2 separate regions of the Homo sapiens genome follow, and region 2 is linked to region 1. A link is an interaction called in ENCODE POLR2A ChIA-PET data of the cell type or tissue named here. Cell type or tissue: PC-9. All regions are shown on one strand. Each heading gives the region's core, and the rest is flanking DNA. Links, peaks and the distances in the headings are about the cores only. Region 1 has its middle 25 kb from the start of SNORA33. Region 2 has its middle 42 kb from the start of EYA4.

The links. ChIA-PET counts read pairs that join two places held together with the same protein. Peaks named below come from ENCODE experiments on the same cell type or tissue, not always from the same donor. Only the 100,000 strongest peaks of a DNase experiment are listed, where the experiment ranks them.
Region 2: POLR2A ChIA-PET joins it to region 1 with 5 read pairs; 3 of 35 experiments call an interaction of 5 or more read pairs at or near these places.

The regions. Positions count from the first base shown.
Region 1 is chr6:132,839,768-132,845,154 of GRCh38, forward strand. No RefSeq gene overlaps it. Among named protein-coding and RNA genes, the nearest start is that of SNORA33, 25 kb to the left of the region's middle. In PC-9, for the core only: no CTCF peak of the experiment used is centred there; no DNase peak of the experiment used is centred there.
Region 2 is chr6:133,196,186-133,201,572 of GRCh38, forward strand. No RefSeq gene overlaps it. Among named protein-coding and RNA genes, the nearest start is that of EYA4, 42 kb to the right of the region's middle. In PC-9, for the core only: no CTCF peak of the experiment used is centred there; a DNase peak (open chromatin) is centred at 2,696; H3K27ac peaks cover 526 bases.

The sequences.
Region 1 (5,387 bases), core at 204-5,203:
AAATGTATCCAAGAAATATGATAGATATGTAAATTTGGGTGCAACTTTAGGCTTGAGATTTAAAAATAAAACTGGGATCCTATAGAATTTTTGCATACTATATAATAAAAGTCTGCAATCTGATCCTCACACATCTCCGTTAACATCTAACATTGGATTTGTTATATTCTCATTGTTTTTCATTGATACAAGTGTTTGGTGAAGAATTCAGGAACTTTCCTTCACAAATGTTTTATTTGATTTACAGCATTAGAGGCTGTGATATTCCTGGTTAGAATATTTTACTGTTGACATCTTTAAGTAAAAAACATTAGTTGAATTCCCACAGGAGAATGTGCATCAGCCCTGTGTTAAGCTCTTTGTTCAGACTTATTATTTCAGCTTCCAAAATGTGTTTTGACTAACCTAATAGTGTGATAAATGCAAGAAGTGTGTGCACAGCTTAAAACATTTGGAAATGCTTCTACTATGTGCTGCTTTTACACTGGGCAGTTTACTTTCTCTGTAAAAGTATTTCTATTCCACACTCTACTGTCCCATGGGTTTCTGAAAGGTGAGCATGAACTTTGTGGGAATTCTATTTTTGGATTTTAAAACTGGAGTTGCATGGTAAACAGTTTTTTACTCTTACCTCGTTAGAGTTTTCAAACTTTCTCCCTTCTTGAGTGCACGGACACCAGTTTCACTTGTTTCCCTTTATATTTGTGCACACTTCCTAAACTCACAGCACATAAGCCTTCCAGTTAGGTGGCATATTCCTCCTGGATTCTCCATGCTCTTTCATTTCCCTTTTTGACCTTTCTAATCATCTCCTTTCCTTAACCACTTAGTGGTTGTGAACCTTCAAGCTATAGTTCCATTATCAAGAGAGCCTATATCACCAAGACAGTCTACTCCTTTACACTCTATATATGCCCTTCCCAATAAAGTAGTCAGTAGCCACATGCAATTGTTGAATACTTGCAGTGGGGCTTGTCCATATTGAGATGTGCTGTAAGTGTAGAATACACGCTGGATTTCCAAGACTTAGTACAAGTGAAAAGGATATACAATAGCTGATTCATAATTTTATATTGGCTATCGTGTTGAGATAATAATATTTGGGACTTATTGGTTTAAATAACGTATGTTATTAAGAAATTAAAATGAGGCCAGTCTTGGTGGCTCACACCTGTAATCCCAGCACTTTGGGAGGCCGAGGCAGGCAGATTACCTGAGGTCAGGAGTTTGAGACCAGCCTGGCCAACATGGTGAAACCCTGTCTCTACTAAAAATACAAAATTAGCCGGGCATGGTAGTTCATGCCCGTAATCCTAGCTACTGAGCCAGGAGAATCACTTCAACCAAGGAAGCAGAGATTGCAGTGGGTGGAGATCGCGCTACTGCATTCCAGCCATGGCGACAAAAAGAAATTAAAATGTATTACTAAAAAGTTTTGTTTCCTTTATCTTTTAAAAATGAGGCTACTAGAAAATGTGGCTCACATTATGTTTCAATTAGAGAGCATGGCTCAATATCAGTCTTTCTCAAATCTAGTTATCCATCAGAAGCATCTAAGAAAGAAAACAATATGTGGCTGAGTGCAGCGGCTCACGCCTGTGGTCCCAGCACTTCAGGAGGCTGAGGCGGTGGGCAGATCACCTGAGGTCAGGAGTTTGAGACCAGCCTGACCAACATGATGAAACCCTGACTTTACTAAAAATACAAGAATTAGTGGGTGTGGTGCACACCTGTATTCCTAGCTACTTGGGAGGCTGAGGCAGGAGAATCGCTTGAACCCTGGAGATGGAGGTTGCAGTGAGCCGGGATCACGCCACTGCACTTCAGCCTAGGTGACAGAATGAGACCCTGCTCAAAAAAAAAAAAAAAAAAAAAAAAGAAGAAGAAGAAAAAAGAAAATGAAAACAAAACAAAGCAAAAAACCCAGTTTCCTGGTCCCTACCACAGACCTAGTAAATCAGGATGCTGGAATGAGCCCTAGGAAATCTATATTTTTGGAAGCCTCTCCAGGTGGTTTTGAGGCACTCAGGAGAACAACATTTGAGAACTTCTACCCTATTTGCCCTCTTTTCCCACCTCATGACAACACTTTTTGGTTTGGGATCCCATATACTGCAGGAAGTACTCTTTTATGTGACTGAATATGGTTGTGGGTAAATCACAAAGAACAAGGGATTACCTGCTTCCTAAAGTAGTTTTCTTCCCTTAACCTATTTAAATTTATTTTTATGCATTTTAATTTTTAATTGACAGGTAAACATTGTATATATTTATGCTGTACAATCTGGTGTTTCAATATATGTGTACATTGTAGAATGGCTAGATCAAGCTAATTAAGCTATGTATTACCTTGCATACTTTTTTTAAAATGGAAAGAACACTTAAAATCTACTCTGTCAGCAGTTTTCAAGTATACAATAAATCCACTGTCATCACCGTAGTGTACAATAGGTCTTTTCAACTTTTCCCTCCCATCTATCAGAAATTTTGTGTCCTTTGACCAACATCTTCCTTATTTAAATGTAGAACTCTTTAAAAAGGAGCTTAATGAATAAAGGTATTTGCATAATGCTGTGGAAAGTCTTCTGATTCAGTTTGGAGAAGCAATGGTCACTTACCTTTTAAAACTCCACTTAAAGGAGTGAGGGATGATATATTTGTAGAGCAAACCTTTTATTTTAATTTAAAAGATATATACAGACATTTTATTATCAATCTTATGATGTAGGGCTAATGTTTTCTTGACATGTTGGTCTGCCGATTGCAGCCCTGCATTACCTTTCTTCCATAAGCAACATCTAAAATGCGCCCTTTACAAATTCCATCTCTAGTTTCTTTAAAATGTAGAAAGATCTCTTTAATTAATTAATTAATTTATTTATTTATTGAAGAGATGGGGTCTTGCTGTGTTGGCTAGGTTGGTCTTGAACTCCTGGCCTCAGCCTCACAAAGTCCTAGGATTACTGGTGTGAGCCACCATACCCAGCCTAGAAAGATCTCAAAGTACTTGTGAGGCAATCGAGTATAGTATTTTCTAGATTATTGTGACTGTTCTATGTTTTTATAATTTCATCATTTAATTTGACAGAAATTCACTTTTATTTTTCCAAAGGATTTAACTTAGTTTTCACAGAGATACTTTTTGGTTTCGCTTTTCTGTTTCATAAATGTGCATCTTATTTATTAAATTCCAAAAGTTCAATAAGTACAATTGTCATAAACAGGTTTGGGAATAAACTTGACTTTTGTAGAGCATAAAACTGTCAGGAACAATATTGTACAGCCCTTCTAAGATGTATAATAGTCTGCTATTGAGAGCACTTAGAATGTCATGGACATCAGTCTAACATGTTTAACGAAGGAATGGACAGCATGATGAATTAATCTGATGAATCAATTCATGGAAAGTCATTAAGAGAAGCTCTACAATAAAAAATAATAATGTAATAATTAATATTTATTGAACACTTACTATGTTGCAGACATAGACACTTCATATATAGTAATTCACATTTGACTTACAAACATCCTTTGAGGCATGGTTTATAATTAGCTTAATTTTATATATAAGGAAATTAATGCTTCCAGAGATTAAGTCACTTAAGGTCACGCAACTTTAAGTTTGGAGATAAAATTCAAACTCAGGCCAGTCTGATCCTAGAATTCACGATACGCTTTTAACTTCGAAAGCCTAACCTTGAGGAGAGGGTTCATGTTGTCCTTTGCTAGAGATCTTACTTGGCCTGACATTGATCTATGGGGCTGGGTCAAGGGCACAGACTCTGCAAAGCAAGCAATCACCATAACAAATAACTTGCATGTGTGTCCTTGGTCAGTGAGCAACTCTATCAGCCTTTTTAGAATATGATGGAGCAACATATAATTAATATATTTAATGTCTTAAACTAATGAATCGATTGAGTGTTTTGAAACAAACTTTACTGAGAATATTATTTGTGCTCGAGCCCAGGCTTCAAAGAGATAAATACATTTTTATCCTCATATCTGGACACTCTATCCTGGGATCCCCAAACCAGGTATTTATCATGCTGTCTCCCCTGTGGTGCTTTTCCTTGGTGTGATGAATGTGGCTTCCTGGCAGGACTGTTTTACACCAGCCTCCAGGCAGAGTCCTTTTAGCTCAAAGAAAAATAAATTGACTTCAGGAAAAAAAAAACCCTGCCATCAACTTTTTGATCCTTCCTTTTCCATCTTCTTTTTCCTGACTATGGTACTATGCATACTTCGGTCTTTAGGGATCCATCGCTCATTTCTACAAGAGCATCAAGTGACCCAGATATGCACTTTGAGTGCCTTTTATATGCTTTGTCACACCCATATTTGTATATGATAATTAATCACCCATGGATCAATCACCTAAAATAATGGCCTAGGCTACCTCTCCTTCCTCTATGGTTTTCCTCCCAGGGGAAAGCTGTGCAGGTAGCTTTGCCTGGGTGTCATTTGGTAATAAAATATTTTTTCTAGAAGTTTTCCAGTGAGCTACAAGCATTACAGTGATTTATACTTATTTTCTTGTCTTTGCAAGTGAATAATGGCATTTACTTTCTTTGAAGTATAATTATGCCCAAGGAAATAATTCTATTAATTAGGAGGATATGGATTTCTAAGACTTTACTTTTAAATCTTACACATTCAAAATATTTTTATAACGATAATTTTGATCTGAGTGTTTAAAAAATCAAGCTGTGTAGCTCCTCTTTTACACTGCTAAGAGCAATCAAAATTAGTCTATGAAGTTTTTGGTGCATAAAGATTTCGTGCCACGACAGTGAGCAACTTTGTTAGATCCTTAAGCTCAGATGGACTTATATTGTTTATTCTGTGTTACTTGAAATTCAAGACTTTTGGCTGCCAGAAAATAAGCAGCTGCCACAAGTAAATCCAGAGGAATCAGGAATACTGAAATTTCTTTTCTGTGGAGACCTGTTCTTTGATGTCTCTGAGACAATACTAAACACGAGTTTCACTTAATTTCAAAAAAGTTTGCTTCATAGTTACAATCAGCTTTGCAATGAGAAGAGATCTCTTATCGTTTTTCTCTAGAAGAAAATACATTTTAGGATTGGAAATCAAATTGAATATCAAGAGTGTATAGGAACACTGACATGCTTTTACAGATGAGCAGACTCAAATTATTTTTGAAGGGCACTGGAATTTAAATAATTGCTCACATGTGCCTTGTAAAATAAATATTGCTTATGAAGTGTGCCAGCAGTTCTCAAACTGTGGTCTCCACATCAGCAGCATCAGTGTAATTTTATGTGTCAAGTTGAATGACTCATGGGATGCCCAGATATTTGGTTAAATATTATAATGGGTATGTCTCTGAGGGTGTTTCTAGATGAAATTTTAATCAGTAGACT
Region 2 (5,387 bases), core at 297-5,296, 360 kb after region 1:
CAAGAATTGCATGTGAGGTTCTTGTCTAATCTACCCCATGATAAGCAAAAGTAAATTTCCTTACACTTTCTCTTCCCCTACAAATAACAGGGAATTTATTATATTGGGAATGCAAGAGAATTGAAGTTCCAATGTCTGCCAACCTCCCAGATTTTGGGTGATTTTTCCAGACACTTCTTTGCTCAAATGAATAGACAAATAAACTTGGTTCAACTACATTACCATTCTGGCTTAAATATGAGTCCAAAAGTACCATGATGAATTAGTCCATTTTTCATTTTGACAGGCTTTCTTCATATCATTTCTAAACTCTTCTTCCAGGAACCTCGCATATGATTTTGCTTATACTTAAGCCAATATTTCTCATACCTTTTATTCTCTGCTTTGCCAGCTCCTCCTATGAACAAATCCTTTACTGGGCTTCCCCCAGAATTCATTTGTGACACCTATGCAATATGCAAATAATTCCCAAATAGTCACTTTAGCTCTGCCTTTGAATTTTTGCTAATACTATTTAGTTACCTTTTATTGGAGGTTTATTCCTTGATATCTCATTGCTTTCACCATTTCCACGCTATAATTCTAGTCACAAAGATTCACACATTCTCCTTTAACATAGTTATTTAAATTCTCACACTACCATTCCATGACAATTACTCCTCTATAAGAACTCACTCATAGAAATGTTTTTCTCACTAGTAGTGTTTATGATAAAGTGTAAAGAGCATAGAATTTGCTGACCAAAATATTTGAGTTTGAATTCCTGTCGCAGCACATTATGGCCGGGGTGAATTCCTTAAACTCTCTCAGGGCCCATTTAGCCATCTGTAAAACAAGAATAATAATATTGAACTCATAGAGTTGTTATAAAAATTAAAATTAGATAATCTGTGAAGTGCTTAGCAGAGGAATTGTCATACAGAGGATGTTCAATGACTGTTAGCTTGCTCCCATACTGCATATTTCTAAATCCCAAAGCCTCATGCTTGCACATTGGTAAAAAATAACTTTCTGGTATTTTCTTCACTTCCAGTTTTTTCTTCTTTTCTATTTTTATTAGCAGAGAATATTCCTCCTGAGCAAGGCTGTCAAGGATCGAAGAGATATGTAAACATTGTTATGCGTGTATATCAGTTAGGATGCCCTTGGCTATAAGTAAAACTATTCAAGCTTCAACAGTAAAGCTTAAACAGAATTAGTTGATGTAATAAAAAAGGTCAGAGATAGTGCAGGCTTCTGGGACGGTGGATTTTGTAAGTTATTTCCATATCTCTTTTTCTCCAACAACAGTGTTGATTTCATCCCAAAATAGCTCCTCTGGTGTTGGAAATTGAGGCCATAGGCTTCTCCCTCCTCCTTGTCCAACAGGAAAGATAAATTAGTTTCCTATACCTTTATTGGCTTCCAGCAGAAATTTCCTTTCATGTAATTGTCCAGAATTGGGTCATAAGCCCCTTTCTTCAAAAAACTATTGGCAAGGGAGAATAGGGTTACCATCAACCAGGCTGACCCACTCCTTGAGCAGAAGAACATTCCTCACACTGTGCTGCTGCTGTTTGGCAGAGGAAAGGCAGAAGGGATGTTGGGAGTCCGTTGTGATATTTACTGTCTGTCTTCATGAGGGAAGGGGCTTGTTTTGTCTGCTCTGTTCACTGCTGAACTCTAGTACCTTGAACAGTGACTGACATGTAGAAAGCATCCAGTAAATATTTGTTAAGTGAATATTAATTACTGCCATTGGATGACTCCATATTTCTTGTAACTCTATTGCTTCTCATATCAATGCCAATAAATACTTGCTGAATAAGCTCCCCATCAAAAACCTCCATGTGCACACTTATAATCTTTCCACTTATGGAGGCTCACTTTCTTCTCCATGTCTAACTTCTCTTATTTCCCATCACACACTAAGATGGGGCTCTGAACTTGACTGGAGTTTATGAATCTTTATGTGCTTTTCTTTTGTGTATTTCCAAAGTCGGAATGATTCTTGTGGCATACAGAATCATTCAAGTGGCATAGAGATTATTGAGTAGAAGAGACACTATTAATAAGCCAAATGATGTTGTTTTAATGCCAATTACATAGAATATTAAAACTCTAGCATATACCAGATAGACATGAGTAACTCACCTAACCTTCAGATTCTCCCTTTCCCAAACATTCTGATTTAGGTCTGAAGTAGTGCTGAAAAATCTTCATTTTTATTAAATATTCCAAATTATTCTGATGAGAGTTAGATATATAAAATTCGGCTGAATGAGTAGCATTTAACTAACCTCTTCTCATTCCATCAATATAAGAATAAAGAAGGAAGATTTAATGCCCAATGCTAAATGAATGAGTGAATGAATGTCTCCAACTCTATGAGTGACTGCTATGCAGAATTACTGGAGTATTAAAAATATATATTAAAAAGGGGCAGGCATGAACAGGTGAGGGGAAGAGCAAGGAGAAGAGATACCAGATAGGGAGGCTGAGTTCTGATTGGGAAGGGTCTTGAATGCTGTGCTAAGGGGTTTGGATTCTTCTGAAATCCATGGAATTTCTTGAAGGTGCCTGAGCAGGAAGTAACACAATATAATTTGTGTTGTAGAAAGCTGATTTTGTCTGCATGTGATGGATTGGCCAGAAAAAGAAAGCCGTAGGCACAGAGGAGGATCACACGTGATCAAAAACCACAAATGGCTTCTTCATGACACAGGGGCAGGTGAGGCCCCTGAGGCTTGAAGGCTGCTATACCATGAATCAACATAAAGCAGGTATTGTGAGCAATTGCCTATGATTTCCACTTGGAGTCAAAATGATTCATCTCCATAAGACACTTGACCTCTAGTAGCTCAGTCCAGAAAATAAGGTTCTCAAGCATGAGACACTCTGTGTTAGGGCCCAAAATACAAAGGCAGCACAAGAAAACTTTTTTTCCCACTTATGGTATGATGAAAATTACAGATTAAACCTAGAAACTTATAAAATGCAGCAGATATTTTATATTAGCAATATGTCATTAGCATAATTTTAAAGAAAAAAAGGTCCACACACTGAAAGAATGACTGAGACATATTATTGAAATGTGGAACTTAAATTGGAAGAGAGACTCGATTCTCTGGCGCTGGCAGCATCAGGGGTCAGGTGTGAGGAAAGCCCTGGTGTTTTATACTTAGGGTGAAAGAAATAGGCCATTAAGGGTGGCCAGGAAACAGCCTTTCCCTTCATAGTGGAAATGCTCTCTGCCTTTGCCACATATTGTTATTGACATTTCTCTTTTCTCATCTTTCCAAAGAGTCCACTTGCTGGACAAAATGCTAGATGGTAAAATTGGAGTCACTGGAGTTAGTTCTTTCCTTTGGAGTGGAACCAAGGGAACGAAGCAAACTGATTCTGTACCCAGAAAGAAGTCAACCTGAAGAGCTAAAAGTTATCAGGAAGACAGAGAATATTGGATGAGACATGAGCTATTTTTCCTATCCTCTGAAAGATTAAAGACAACTTTTGCTTGAACCCAGGAAGCGGAGGTTGAGGTGAGCCAAGATCACGTCACTGCACGTCAGCCTGGGCTACACAGCGAGACTTTGTCTCAAAAAAAAAAAAAAAAAAAAGACTTTCTTTTAAAATCTAACCCAATGCAGCAGCTGATTCTCTCCTCCCTCTCTCTTCCCCTACCTTCTTTATCCCCTCTTTTCTCCCCTGGCAAAACAATTCCACCCAAGCCCTCCCACACAACTTGCACATCCAGTCTCTTGAGGTTTTTACCAAAAACAAAAAGTTCTAAATTTATTATTTTTTTGAGACAGTGTCTCACTCTGTTGCCCCGGCTGGAGTGCAGTGGCATGGTGGTCACGGCTCACTGCAGCCTCAACCTCCTGGGTTCAAACGATTCTCCTGCCTCAGCATCCCAAGCAGCTAGGACTAGAGGTGCATGCCACCATACCCAGCTAATTTTTAAATTTGTTTGTAGAGATGGAGATCTCACTATGTTGCTCAGGCTGGTCCAGAGCTCCTGGGCTCAAGCAATCCTCCCTTCCTCTGCCTCCCAAAATGCTGGGATTACAGACGTGAGCCACTGTGCCCAGCCAGGTTCTGAATTTGAAAGGAAAGGATACTTTTTTCCTCTTACCGTTGTATCTGCATAACTCTGTTATTTTACCTACTTTTCCTTTGTTTTTGCTATCAGTAAAAACAGAATTAAAAGACAGCAAAGTGGGGAGAGCAGTATTTTCATAGTGATATCTGCCCCTCGTGGGACCAAGAGGGAGGCTCAGGATTTCTTTCTCAAGTGTTCTTCAGTGTGTTTACTCCATACCGGCTGCTGTGGTGGGGTGCTGGCACCTCTGTACTCAAAAAAGTGCACTCATCCATACATCTCACATTCTGAACGTTGAAATTTCAATTTAGGGTTTCATAGGGGGTCCTTGAGCAACTTTTCCCCATGGTTCTAACAACTGTCATGTGAATATATTACCTCTAAAAATTGTTGAAAAGATGATAAATTAGGAGAGTTTTTTCCAGGGTTGAACCACTTTTTTGGCTGTCTCCAGCCACGATCCTGCCTATGTCCCAATCATGAAAGAAAGCGTGCATTGAGTCTATACCTGAAATGACTCTAGCTCTAATGTGTCAAGCCACAGGGTAGAGAAGAATCCATCAAGCAGTCTTGTACTTGGGGTTTGAATAGCAAAAGCAAACCAACTGTGGAATCCAAAATGGGAGTGAAAGATAAAGAAGTGGCAGGGCCAGCTACTTAATTTGTGGGGCCCAGCACACACTGAAAATGCAGGATCCCTTGCTCAAAAAGCAGGAAAAAGTGCCATTAAAAGGACTAAAATATAGAGCTTTTTCTTTCTTCTGTATTCTCTCTCTAAACTTACCTTGGTGTTTGTGATTTAGTGTTGTTCTAAGTAAAGTTAAAAATTTAAATTATTAACATGAATTTTGCCATTAATCTTTATAAGGTGCAATGCAAGTTTTAAATGCAAATGTAAAAGTATTTAACTCACATGCAGAATCACTGAAATTACACAGTTTGTATTTCATAGCTCTTACATGTCAGTGTATTTCATTCTTACCACAACAGTGGGAGTGCTTCGCAAAACTAACACATACACCACGAACACTGTTTTTTTATTTCACTTGTTGATATGCATACATTCTTACCAACACCTTCTACCCTCAGCTTACCAATGGTACTAAGGAATCACTAGAAAGAAAAGAACCTATGGGTTCCCCCATCTTTCCCGTTTCTTCTAGGTCAGCATTTTTAGTATAAGCACTTGGTTAACACAGGGAGGAAACACAAGTAAGAAAATATATGGAAGAGTTCTTTAGCAATTGTGTTTTTTAAAACATCCTTGCCTTCTTTCTGCATTCAAGACATGTTCTGATTCTAA